Regions from separate parts of the Homo sapiens genome. Here region 1 is linked to region 2. The links are chromatin contacts, found by Hi-C or POLR2A ChIA-PET in ENCODE. All regions are on one chromosome and are shown on one strand. The core of a region is the stretch at or near the end of the contact, and the rest is flanking DNA. Distances in the headings are between cores, read along the strand shown. Region 1 holds the start of SNURF (SNRPN upstream open reading frame). Region 2 overlaps SNHG14 (small nucleolar RNA host gene 14).

Region 1 (6,403 bases), core at 3,365-5,864, 77 kb after region 2:
CACTGTGTTGGCCAGGCTGGTCTCGAACTCCTGACCTCGTGATCAGCCAGCCTCAGCCTCCTAAAGTGCTGGGATTACAGTCATGAGCCACCACCAGTTTTTTAGCTATTATAAATAAGGCTGCTATGAAAATGCATATACATGTTTTTGCATTAAGATATGTTCTCATTTCTTTTTTTTTTTTTTTTTTTTTTGGTGACAGGTTTTGCTCCATCACCCAGGCGGAGTGCAGTGGTGCCATCACAGCTTACTGCAGTCTCCACCTCTCAGGCTCAAGTGATTCTCCTACCTCAGCCTCCCGAGTAGCTGGGACCAGAGGTGTGCAACACCACATTTGGCTTTTTTATTTTTTATTTTGTAGAGACGAGTCTTGCTATGTTGCCCAGGCTGGTCTCGAACTCCTGGATTCAAGCGATCTGCCTGCCTCAGCCTCCCAAAGGATTGGGATTACAGGCTTGAGCCCCTGTGCCCGGCCCCTATGTTTTCCTTTTTTTTTTTTTTAAATTTGAAACGGAGTCCTGCTCTGTCGCCCAGGCTGGAGTGCAGTGGTGCAATCTCCCTCACCGCGACCTCTGCCTCCCGGGCTCAAGGGAGTCTTTAGTCTCAGTCCCAAGCAGCTGGGACTGCAGGCGCCCGCCACCATGCCTGGCTAATTTTTGTATTTTTTAGTAGAGACAGAGTTTTACCATGTTGGTCAGGCTGATCACGAACCTCCTGATCTCAGGTGATCCACCTGTCTCGGCCTCCCAAAGTGCTGATATTACAGGCGTGTGAACCACCGTGCCTGGCCGTTTTCATTTCTTTGTGATCTGCTTAGGAGTAGAATTGTAGGTCATATGGTAACTTCAGGGTTAACATTTGTAAGCATTGCCAAACTCTTCCACTGTGGCTGTGCTGTTTCACATCCCAATCAGCAGTGTTAGAGGGTTCCAATTTCTCCACCTCCTCCACAACCCTTGTCATTGTCTTTTTAATTCTAGCCCCAAGTGGCATCTCATTGTGGTTTTCATTTGTACTTCTCTAATGACTTAACGATTGTGTCTTTTCATGTGCTTATTGGCCATTGGTATTTAAGAACTATTTTAATCCTTTGCCCATTAAAAAAAAATGTTTTTGTCCTTTTATTGTTGAATAGTAACACTTTTTTTTTTTTTTGAGACAGTCTCACTCTATTACCCAGGCTAGAGTGCAGTGGCGTGATCTGGGCTTACTGCAATCTCTGCCTCCTGGGTTCAAGGGATTCTCCTGCCTCAGCCTCCCGAGTAGCTGGGACTACAGACATGTGCCACCATGCCCAGCTAATTTTCATACTTCTAATAAAGACGGGGTTTCACCACGTTGGCCAGAATAGTCTCGAACTGCTGGCCTCAAGTGATCTGCCTGCCTCAGTCTCCCAAAGTGCTGGGATTACACTTATGAGTCACTGCGCCCAGCCAAGTACTAACACTTCTTTATACATTCTGGATACTACACTCCTAGTAGCTTTATGTTTAGCAAATATTTTCTCCCATTCTCTTGGCTGTCTTTTCACTTTCTTAATGTCCCTTGAATCGAAAACTTTTATGTAACTGTGATGAAGTTCAGTTTATTTATTATTTTTGGTTGCTTTTGTTTTAGGTGTCATATCTAAGAAACTGTTGCCTAATTCAAGGTTACACGGATTTATATATATACACACATATATTTATACATGTATACATAAGTATACATGGAATATATGTGTAAAATATACACATACACAAATGTTATATATCACATTTATACATAGGTATATATGTGTACCTGTATACATATATAACATGTATATATATGTTCTATAACAAGTGACTTATATTTTATTGATCTATTTTGAGTTAATTTTTGTACATGGTATGATGCAAGGGTTCTGATTAGTTTTTCTAGTCTCCTTTGTCTATTCTGTACAGAATAGTTTTATTGCAGTTTTAGTGTCCTTTAAGTACATAACCTTAAGTGTTTGGCTTGGGGATAAATGTAGACTTTGGGAAAATTGAATTGTTGGGAGACCTATCAGGGTCTACTAGCATGTCATAGTGGAGTTTAGTGGCAATGTCTCCTTCTCTGTATCTTCACTCCCCAGTTGTAGGATATGTTGAATCAGACCTATTATTAACTAACATAAAATATAAGTGAGCCTAATGGCAGTTCTCTTTAGATTTTCTGTAAAGCCCAGGACACCCATTGTGACCTCTCAGACTCCAAAGCGAATTTCCTAATGGAGTAGAACAAACAGGAAATTATGAGGAAAGGCAGTCAGAGTTTGAAAAGAGAACACACCAGAAACAATGGAAGATAGGTCCAAGAAACTAGATAAGTGCGAGTTGAGAATTGAATATAATTTTATTTAATTTTAATAATACTTTAATTGTAAAAGTAATTCATAATCACTGCAAAAAGTACCAAGCACTGTAAAAATTAAAAATACAAAACAATCTCAAATTGTGACAGCCAAGAGAAACCTAAAGAAACATGATTATAATGTTTGTGGCATGTAAGTTTGGTGTCCACAATGGAAAAAGGATATTAGGAAAAAAAAGAAATATAAGATATAGAAATTAGTTAAAACAATGAGAATAAAAAATGAACACCCAATTCCTGCTCCTAGAAGAAGTAGTACTCTAACATTTGGTGAAGTTCTAAGAGCCAACATTTTTACCCAGCTTATACTAGGACCTGTTCTAAATAGTATTTTAGCTCATTTAATTGTTAAGCCATTGTATAAAGTAAACAGAATCCCTTCTTTTGTTACAGATTAGGAATTTAATGCACAGAGGGTTAGATAACTTGCTCAAAGTAACATTGTGGTCAAGAGTCAAAGCTAGAATTTGAATCAAAAGAGCCTGAGTCCAAAGGCATGGTTTTCATCACTGGACTATAATGGTGTGTATTCTTTCATAATTTTTTCAGTGTAAAACTGAACATACAGTATGCTTTTATTTTATTTATTTTTTTGAGATGGAGTCTTGCCCTGTCACCAGGCTGGAGTGCAGTGGTGTGATCTCAGCTCACTGCAACCTCCGCCTCCCACGTTCAAGCAATTCTCCTGCCTCAGCCTCCCGAGTAGCTAAGATTACAGGCATGTGCCATCACGCCCAGCTAATTTTTCTGTTTTTTGTAGAGATGGGTTTCACCATGTTGGCCAGGATGGTCTCGATCTCCTGACCTCGTGATCTGCCCACCTCGGCCTCCCAAAGTGCTGGGAATACAGGCGTAAGCCACTGTGCCCAGCCTACATTTTATTTTTCGATTGACTCCCGTGATCAGAGTCAACTTCCCATGTTATTTTATGTGAATATGTATCAATGAACTATTAGAAATTGCAATGTTTTTGTAGGTCAAAACAATTCAATATTGACAATTTTATATGATTCAGCCTAATACATCATTTTTTCCATCAGCCATATTGCATGTTATTATTTATATATACGTTTATTTAGTTAGCCTATCTGTTCTCTGTGAGGAACATTACACAGTTTCTGAGATTTTGTTACGATAGAAGTCAGCATTGATAAGCCTCTGCGCACCTGTTTTAATGTAGGATCATTGGGAACTGAGCAGTAGCTTACAGGGCTTGGGAGGGGATTTAACCATTTAGTCAACCTCCACTCACATCACCCTCCCTTCTTCGATAATGGGCAATTGAGAAAGGGCAAATGTGTGTAAAAACTATGCAGATGCAGTTTCAGGATTATTTTCTTCTTTTCTGCAGTGTCTTTTCCCAAGCTACATCAGCGTCTAAATTTTGGAGTTACTGATGCTTCCGTTATTTCTGCAGATAGAATATTATGTCGTAAATAATGTTTACTTGTCCATTAGTATTATATAAAAGTGCCTGTTTCTCCCCACTCCAGCTATCATTGATTATTGGTAAAAATTTTAATGTATCCAATTCTAATAGGCAAAGAAAGGCTCTCCTACTTAGATCTTAGGTGGGGGTCTAAGTTCATATTTTTGTTTTACAAAAATTGAATAGCCAGTGTTTTTGAGTTGAATGATCTATCCATTCCGTATAGGAGAGTTTAATTATATTGTGATTTTGGGGGAGATAATTTTCACAATTTACCCCCTCAAAATGTAGAAAGTAGAAAAAGGGTAGAAAAATCGCACCAAATTTGAACAATGTAGCATGCTTTTAGAGTTAGGGATATTTTCTTTTGGAAGGATTTCAAGTCTGGCGTATTTGCATTGATTGTGGTTATGGCGCATTTAACTTTTCCAAACCAGCTTTTTTGTACCGCACATAGGAAGACCTGAGGGTGAGTGTAAATTAGGATTGTTTGGCCAGTGGTGTGTGCAAAAATTTATTGTAGAACCAAGAATTATTTCTTTAGTATTTTACACATTTTAAAAAACAGGTAGACATGTCCATTGATCCCAGGTTGCTTATGGTTTCTAGAGGCCCCCTCTCATTGCAACAGTGCTGTGGGGCCCTAGGGGTCCAGTAGCCCCCTCCCCCCAGGTCATTCCGGTGAGGGAGGGAGCTGGGACCCCTGCACTGCGGCAAACAAGCACGCCTGCGCGGCCGCAGAGGCAGGCTGGCGCGCATGCTCAGGCGGGGATGTGTGCGAAGCCTGCCGCTGCTGCAGCGAGTCTGGCGCAGAGTGGAGCGGCCGCCGGAGATGCCTGACGCATCTGTCTGAGGAGCGGTCAGTGACGCGATGGAGCGGGCAAGGTCAGCTGTGCCGGTGGCTTCTCTCAAGAGACAGCCTGGGGAGCGGCCACTTTTATTCATCAGATATTCCAAGTTTTTAGGACTTGGAGTACTGAATAAACGGAATTTGGGCCCTAAAGTCCTTTGTTCTGGAGAACCAGATCCGGAATGTTCAGAGGCTTGCTGTTGTGCCGTTCTGCCCCGATGGTATCCTGTCCGCTCGCATTGGGGCGCGTCCCCCATCCGCCCCCAACTGTGGTGTCGCGACAGGTCCTATTGCGGGTGTCTGCGGTGGGAAGGGCGGTGGTGACTGGGAGCATGCGGGGTAACCGCAGTGGGCAAGGGACATGGGTGGAGGTGGGTACATCAGGGTGATTGCAGTTCCGTGTGGCGAGGGTACGTGGGGGGACCAGTGCATAGGGATTTTAGGCGGAGGTAGGTATATTGGAGTGATTGTGGCGGGGCGAAGGTACGTGAAGTGATCGGTATTTAGGGGGTGTTGAGCGCAGGTAGGTGTATAATAGTGACCACTGCGTGGTGGAGCAGGGTACGTGGGGCGACTGGGGGGGGAATTCGTCGCAGTGACCGAGGCGAGGAGGCTATGGCAGTGGACCAGGGGGATGAGTCGGTGTGACAGTGGTGGGGGTTGTGTTGGTGGTCGCGGCGCGGGGAGAGTCCGTAGGAAGTGGCTGGGAGGTAGGGGGAAGGCGGCGACAGTGGGTATTGGCGGCGGTGGGCATTGGCAGCGGGTAGGCATGGCGGTGGTGGACTTTGGCGGCGGTAGGCATGGCGGCGGTGGGCATGGCATGGAGGCGGTGGGCATGGCGGCCGCGGGGCCTGTCGCTGTCCGGAGTGACTAAGGGACGCTGAATGATTGCTGTGTAGAGGAGGGGGCATCAGAAGGGGCAGTAGCACAGTCCGCAGCCTTTAATTTTCCTGTGACCTGCGATGGTCATCTGGTTTGCCTACTGTGGTGGTGGTGCTTTTTTATTAAAACTGCGCAATGCCTACACTGCCGCAGGGGCTGCAGAAATGCGTGGAATCCTTGCGTACCCTTTAGGAACCCTCGCTTTAGAGGCTATGGCATAAGAAGACTGGAATGATGTGCAGAACTTGCATTTACAGATCTTTTGACTGATAGGCCAGGTGATGCCTGGGGGTTACTTTTTTTTCATTGTTTCTCTCTGTTGGGAACCAGGTCTTGGAAGGCTATGTCGAAATAACCTGGGGGTCTGTGTTGCGTCACTGCCATTGTGCAGCTCCTTCAAGATGGCCGCCGCTGCAGCGGCTTAGATCTGCGCAAGCGCTTCAGCGGGGGGGTGGCCGCTTCCTCCCTGTAGAGCCGCCAGTGGGGAGGGGGCAGGTGGTGTGTGTTCAGCTTCTGCTGTTTCGGAGTTTCAGCCGTACCCTCTTTAGGGTGCAGTGGTAAGGAGAGGAAGCCGGCCAAGGTGGGCGGCTGCCCCCTCCCCAAAGTGCTGCTTGGGAAAGGATGCAGGTTGCGCAGACGCAGCAGAGGTGACAGTCGCCTCCGCTTGCAGTGGGGCGAGACGTGGGGCAGGGGAGCGAGGGCTTACGCAGCTTTTGCCTGGAAGGAATGGCAGCCCTCCCCTTCACCTGGCTGATACAGCAGCTGTTCCTTTCCGGTTGTGGCGCAGTAGAGGGGGGAGGAGGGAGATGGGTTGGCGCAGGCTCCGCCTAGCAAGCTTGGCAGCCACCCCTTACCCACGGTGCAGC
Region 2 (6,207 bases), core at 2,302-4,801:
GACAATGTGGGGTAAATCATGGACAGGGTGTGTTGAAGGTGATTCAGAAGAGTTTGATCTGAGTGACAGGAATTTTAGGAATGCTGTTGTTAGTGTATTCTGCTTATATTTTCCATCTTTGTCATCATAGAAGTGATATAAGACTAATACCTGCATTTATAGTAGTTGAAAGTTTTTTTCAGTAATAATATAAAATTGTAAGTGATAAGATGTATTTGTCCTATAGTCTACGAATTTATTCCTATATTGTGACATAAAATAATGATGCATTTTACAATTGACTCAAATAATAACTATTTCAATTCCTTAGAAAACACTGTATGAGAAAATGCTGACTTCATGTTTAGTATAGATGTGCTATTAGTCTACAGGTTTTAAGTATTATTAGTTCATTCAATTCTCACAACATTTCAAGAGGTAGGCAATATTACCACTCCCAAGTTCCAGTTGTGAATCTGAGCTAAAGCCTTACAGGAAAAGAGTAGAAAAACCTGAGCTTGACTTTGTCTGTCTCCAGAATCTTTGTTTACATCAACTATGTTAGAATATCTTTTCTATGATAAATACATCCTAAGTCTAGTTTCAGAAATTGTGCTTTACACAATAGTCATGAAATTATTTTTCTCAATTTCAATCTAAATGCTACATTAAATCGTTTTTAAGTTCAGGTCAATGAACCATCTGGTGATCATTTTGTATGTAATGTGAGGTCAAAGGTGAGATTTTTATTCCCTCCCCCACCGCAACAGAAGAATATTCAATTTCCTAGAACATTGATAGAAAAATCAATTTTCCCCCCATTGAACTTTAATATGTATGTATAAGAGTTTTCCACTGGGCATGGTAGCTCACACCTGTAATCCCAGCAATTTAAGTGGCTGTGGTGTGAGGACTGCTTGAGCCCAGGAGTTTGAGAAAGGCCTAGGCAACATAGCAAAACACTGTCTCTACAGAAATAAAAATTTTAGGCCGGGTGCGGTAGTTCATGCCTGTAATCCCAGCACTTTGGGAGGCTGAGGCGGGCAGATCACCTGAGGTCAGGTGTTCGAGACCAGCCTGGCCAACATAGTGAAACCCCATCTCTACCAAAAATACAAAAACTAGCCAGACATGGTGGCACATGCCTGCAGTCCTAGCTACTCGGGAGGCTGAGGCAGGAGAATCGCTTGAACCTGGCAAGTGGAGGTTGCAGTGAGCCGAGACTGTGCCACTGCACTCCAGCTTGGGCAGCAGAGTGATACTTTGTCTCAAAAAAAAAAGAAAAAAAACAAAAAAAATAAAAATTTTAAAAATAAGGAGTGTTCAACACTCTTTCTACTTGCTAACACTTATGCAGGTTCAAATCTTGCCTTTTAATATTTGTTTTTAATTTGTCTTGCAGACTAATGTCTTTATCACTTGTGTACATTTTTTTTCCTTTGGCCACATAAGTATCATCTACAACCCAAAATACATTTCTCCTTTATTTAAAGCACAAGTCAAGCAGACGTTCAACAAATAGGCAATAAAAATCAGATTAAAGATACTGTAGGTCCAGGAGCTGTGGCTCATGCCTTTAATCTCAACACTTTGGGAAGCTGAGATGGTGGATCACCTGAGGTCAGGAGTTTGAGACCAGCCTGGCCAACATGGTGAAACGTCTTCTCTGCTAAAAATACAAAAATTAGCTGAGTGTGGTGGCGTGCGCCTGTAATCCAAGCTACTCAGGAGGCCGAGGCAGGAGAATCGCTTGAGCCCAGGAGGCAGAGGTTGCAGTGAGCTGAGATTGCTCCACTGCGCTCCAGCCTGGGCCACAGAGCGAGACTCCATCTCAAAAAAAAAAAAAAAAAAGATGCTGTAGTAGGAAATGTGCATTACTCTGTTGAAATCCACAAAATGCATGAGCATACAACCCAAATTTAAGTGGTAATTGAAGGTTTCCTCGAAGAGGCAGTTTGTGATTGAATAGATGAAGAATAAGCAGCTGAAAACCATGTAAATTAGAACTAATAAATAACAAAGGATGATTAGTATTGAGGTAGAGAATGGGAATGTATAGAATGCAAAAAAAATTGAGACATCGCAAGGAGAGCAGCAATTTCAGTACACTTGAAGGAAGCTAGAAATATATACCAGGGCTAGATTTTTAAGATATTTAATGCCGTGTCAATGTGTTGGTATTTTATAATTTTCTGTAGTTCCAGACATTAGCTAGGGTGTGCTCACTTAGGAACACAGCTGTTGAAATTGTAAAATGAGAATTTGGGTCTCATACATTTGAAGAAAAAAATATATGGGGTTTAGGTTCAGATTCTGTACAGACAAAGGAAAAGTATGGGTGGGGAAAATGTGAGACAGCCTGAGGTCCAGGAAAAATGGCCACAGAAAATTTTCGTATTTTCAGATAAAATCTACTCTTCAAGTTAGACCTCCCTACGAAAGATGCTAGTTCAATAATGAATTCTCCACCTGGAAAAGGACATTTCAGCTCCAAGTCCAGGTTGCTTTCATGCCTTAAAGTCACCTTATTTGTATTTCAGAAGCACGTGCTACACTAGCTTTAGGGAATGAAGAACCATGTGCTGACAGTGCCATCTAGCATCAACAGAAACAGGAACCAATGGCAACCTAAATAAGTACAGAAAAAAAGGTGGGGTCCAGGAACCAAGAATGACTGCTGATTTGAGCAGGATTTTTACAATTTGTTTTAAAACTTAAACATAATGCATAGATGCTGTGGAATTAAAAAATGCAACCTAGGCCGGGCGCGGTGGCTGACGCCTGTAATCCCAGCACTTTGGGAGGCCAAGGCCGGCGGATCACCTGAGGTCAGGAGTTCAAGACCAGCCTGGCCAATATGGTGAAACATCTCTACAAAACACACACACACACACACACACACACACACACACAAACACACTAGCCGGGCGCAGTGGCGCGCGCCTGTAATCCCAGCTACTCGGGAGGTTGGGGCAGGAGAATCGCTTGAACCCGGGAGGAGGATGTTGTGGTAAGCCAAGATCGGGCCACTGCCTGGCGACAGAGCGAAACTCCGTCTAAAAAAGAAAAAAAATGCAATCTAATAATGTCCAGCAACGATACAGGGAAGCCTGGCCCATGCTCACTTTTCCAGTCACCTGCTCTTAAGTAGTGCACGGGTTAAAGAACGATGTGAGTGCTAGTGGCTGATTCTTTCACTTACAAACATGCATGTACACGATTGTGTTACCATGGACAAACACATAAAATTTGATTGTAAAACTAGTTGACTCTTAACTGTGACACATTAAATCCTTGAGTAAATGAGTGTGTGTTTCCATACATATATTCAGTACCACTACAGTTCACAAAATGAACGGGACTTCTTAGGTTAAAGCCTTGTTAAGTTATTCTTTAAAACGCTTTCCAATCTGATAGAGAGCTCTGGCGTATTCGCTCAAGTTTCCGTGGCGGGTCTAGGGCTCCTGAAGCCCCACGGGTCTCACTGCTACCCACATGGCTATTACCGCAACCACCGCTGCCACGCAGCCCGCAAGAAATGTGCCACCGTTCTGAGCGGCCGACAAACCCGCAGTGCGCTACGGGAAGGTCACCTGACAGTTGGGGAGAACGGCAGCCCGCAGGGGCCGATCTTCGGCGCGCCTGCACAGCGCAGGCGGAATTGGGGCGCCTTTTCTCCTTCCGGTTTCCGTTTCCGTGCGCCCCGAGGGTCTGTTCCGCTTATGGCGCCCGCCGGGAGTCTCCCTTTCTTCGCAAGCGTTAACCTGCGTTTTACTCGTAAAAATTTGCTTTCTAGGCTTCGTATAATTGTTCTGGTCTTGCACTTTATGTGTGCATTAGCCTTGAGTTTGCTTGTTGTTTTCCCATGAAAAATTGTATTGTATTTCTGTAACAGCCCCTCCTCTTGTTACATAAACATTGACCAGTAATTGTATATCCTTCCCTCTCAATATTAACAATTTTATCTTTTTTGCGTTCTTTGAAAAAAACGAAATCCTTTTCAAAAATACTGAACTTGTCATTTTTAAGAAATGAGATACTACTTTAATCATTTCTGTATTGTCCTTAAGATTCTTTATATATTCTTTATTGTTTATCTTTTCCACTAATATACCTTTAATATGAGAGGACTTGTAGAGGCTTCAGGGTCACACTTTCGAAACCCAGAGTTTTAGTATCTCCTTATAGAATATTTGTAATTTAAGAAAAATTATACAAGGTTGAATTTTCAAAAATATATTTTTAAAATATATTTAAAAAAGTATTTTTAAATATAGTCCTCCGGAATGCAAAAGGACAATACTACTTTCAGCTAGTACTTTTTAAGTGATTATTTTCCGCCACGTATTCTTTTGAAATTATGCATTTAGGCCGGGTGCGGTGGCTCACGCCTGTAATCCTAGCACTTTGGGCGGCCGAGGCAGGCAGATTGCCTGAGCTCGGGGGTTCGAGACCAGCCTGGGCAACACGGTGAAACCTCGTCTCTACTAAAATACAAAAGAAATTACCCGGGGGTGGTGGTGTTCGCCTGTAGTCCTAGCTACTCGGGAGGCTGAGGCAGGAGAATTGCTTGAACCTGGGAGGCGGTGGTTGCAGTGAGCCGAGATCCCGCCACTGCACTCTAGCCTGGAGGACAGAGTGCGATTCTGTCTCTACAAAAAAAAAAGAAAGAAAGAAATTATACATTTAATTGAAGCTCAGAAAATATATGTGTGATGTTTTCTATGAAATGAAACATTGTTTAGATGAGAAAATAAATGTAAAATGCATTTGCCTTTTCAAAGCAGCAATTAGTGGCGAAGTGTGAATACAAAACCAGTCTTCTTTCTGCAGAGACCATGTCTGTCACCCTTGTGCTGGAATGAACAACATCACATATTTTTTTGTTTGCATATGGCCTGAGGGTCAAATTCTGCCCAGCATGTTTGCTTTCTTTTTTAAATAAATATTTATTGGAACACAGCTATGCTGTTCATTTTTGTATTGCCGATAGCTGCCTTAATGCTACAATGGCAGTAGTTGCAAGAGACAGAATGACCCATAAAACCAAAATTATATACTCTCTAGCCTTCCTATCACCCACTGTTCTGTCTGGTGTTGGGGCAATTCAGTCTTTGGTATGCTAATTTGGATGAGATTCACACTTGGGCTGTTGGAGAGGAGTGGGTGAACCTGTTGAGTTAATCAGCAACTCCAAGAGGTCCATTTCCCAAGCATCTTTCCTTCCATAACTTCACAGTAATTTTCGTTTCCTTATGTCTCCTCTGGCCAATATTTTTCTACTTCTGGGGTAGGCGGTCAGAGGAAAGAGAAAAAAAGGAAAATGGTGAAGTTGGACCCACTGTCTTGGACCTATGACGACTCCTGGCAGAGAAAGGTTTTCCCACTTTTCGTTTTTGTTCTTGTGAACTCCCTGAGCAGCCACTGTCATGACAACATGATGGTCTGAGAGGTGGAGTAGAAGAGATTGGAGAAAAGGGCGACAGAGTGAGACCTTGCCTCTAAAAGAGGGGGGTGGTGGTGGAGGGATGGGAGGAAAGGGGGATTCTTCACTCTTGAGTTCCGTTTTCAATCCTCGAACTTTTCCTGGAGCCCGCAGTCTGCACCACAGCCTCACTTCTGGGTTTCTGCCTGTCTTAAATTCAGGCCTGGGGATAAGTGAGTGGTAAAAATTAAAATTCATCACCAATTTAGTAGTACTTCACAGTCCAGTGTTATTCCTTCATTTCTGTTACTACTTAGTCCTCAAACAGCTGTTCCATACATTTTATCCAAGTTTTATAGCTATATTCAGTAGGAGAGACAGGGCAGAAAATACTTTTTCTTTCCTGAAAATGGAACCCTAATGGGAGCCTGATGAATTTTTTAATTGAAGCCAAAATAAAAAAATTAATATGTGCTCATAAATTCATATTTATACTCATAAAATATGACATTCAACCCAAGTTCTTCATTTTAACACTTACGCCTTTTTTTTTGAGACAGAGTCTTGCTCTGTTGTCCAGGCTGGAGTGGAATGGCATGATCTTGGCTCACTGCAACCTCTGTCATCAGCGTTCAAGCAATTCTTGTGCCTCACTACCGGGTCTTACTACATTGCCCAGGCTGGTCTCGAACTTCTGGGCTCAAGTGATCCTCCCGCCTTGGCCTCCCGCAGTGCTGTGATTACAGGCATAAACCTCTACAAATTTTAATCTACAAAAAACAAAATTATATTCGCTTTACCTG

What was found. A loop is a pair of places that touch in the nucleus more often than their neighbours do. ChIA-PET counts read pairs that join two places held with the same protein, here RNA polymerase II (POLR2A). Pooled maps may share reads with other maps.
Region 1: a map of endothelial cell of umbilical vein shows a loop between it and region 2 (6-fold over the local background). The contact joins the promoter of SNURF here to the enhancer-like site in region 2. A Hi-C loop is called at or near these places in 1 of 168 maps with a recorded cell type or tissue (endothelial cell of umbilical vein) and 5 of 50 pooled maps. POLR2A ChIA-PET finds 5 or more read pairs at or near these places in 4 of 52 experiments (H1, MCF 10A, PC-3 and 1 more).

Annotation. Positions count from the first base shown.
Region 1 is chr15:24,950,373-24,956,775 of GRCh38, forward strand. It overlaps SNURF (SNRPN upstream open reading frame), which reads left to right and starts at 4,615. Exons shown (of 3, transcript NM_001394334.1): 1 at 4,615-4,690. The coding sequence starts at 4,677. SNRPN (small nuclear ribonucleoprotein polypeptide N) reads left to right here and starts at 4,615. Exons shown (of 10, transcript NM_003097.6): 1 at 4,615-4,690. All of the region lies in intron 4 of SNHG14 (small nucleolar RNA host gene 14), which reads left to right. RefSeq lists enhancers at 501-1,141, 5,030-5,595, 5,596-6,161, 5,986-6,145, 6,162-6,403.
Region 2 is chr15:24,874,805-24,881,011 of GRCh38, forward strand. All of the region lies in intron 2 of SNHG14 (small nucleolar RNA host gene 14), which reads left to right. It also overlaps a transcript of SNRPN not described here. Among named protein-coding and RNA genes, the nearest start is that of SNHG14, 54 kb to the left of the region's middle. Within about 2 kb of position 3,552, at least 5 of the 41 ENCODE cell types and tissues checked have a DNase peak (open chromatin) inside an H3K27ac peak, as active enhancers do.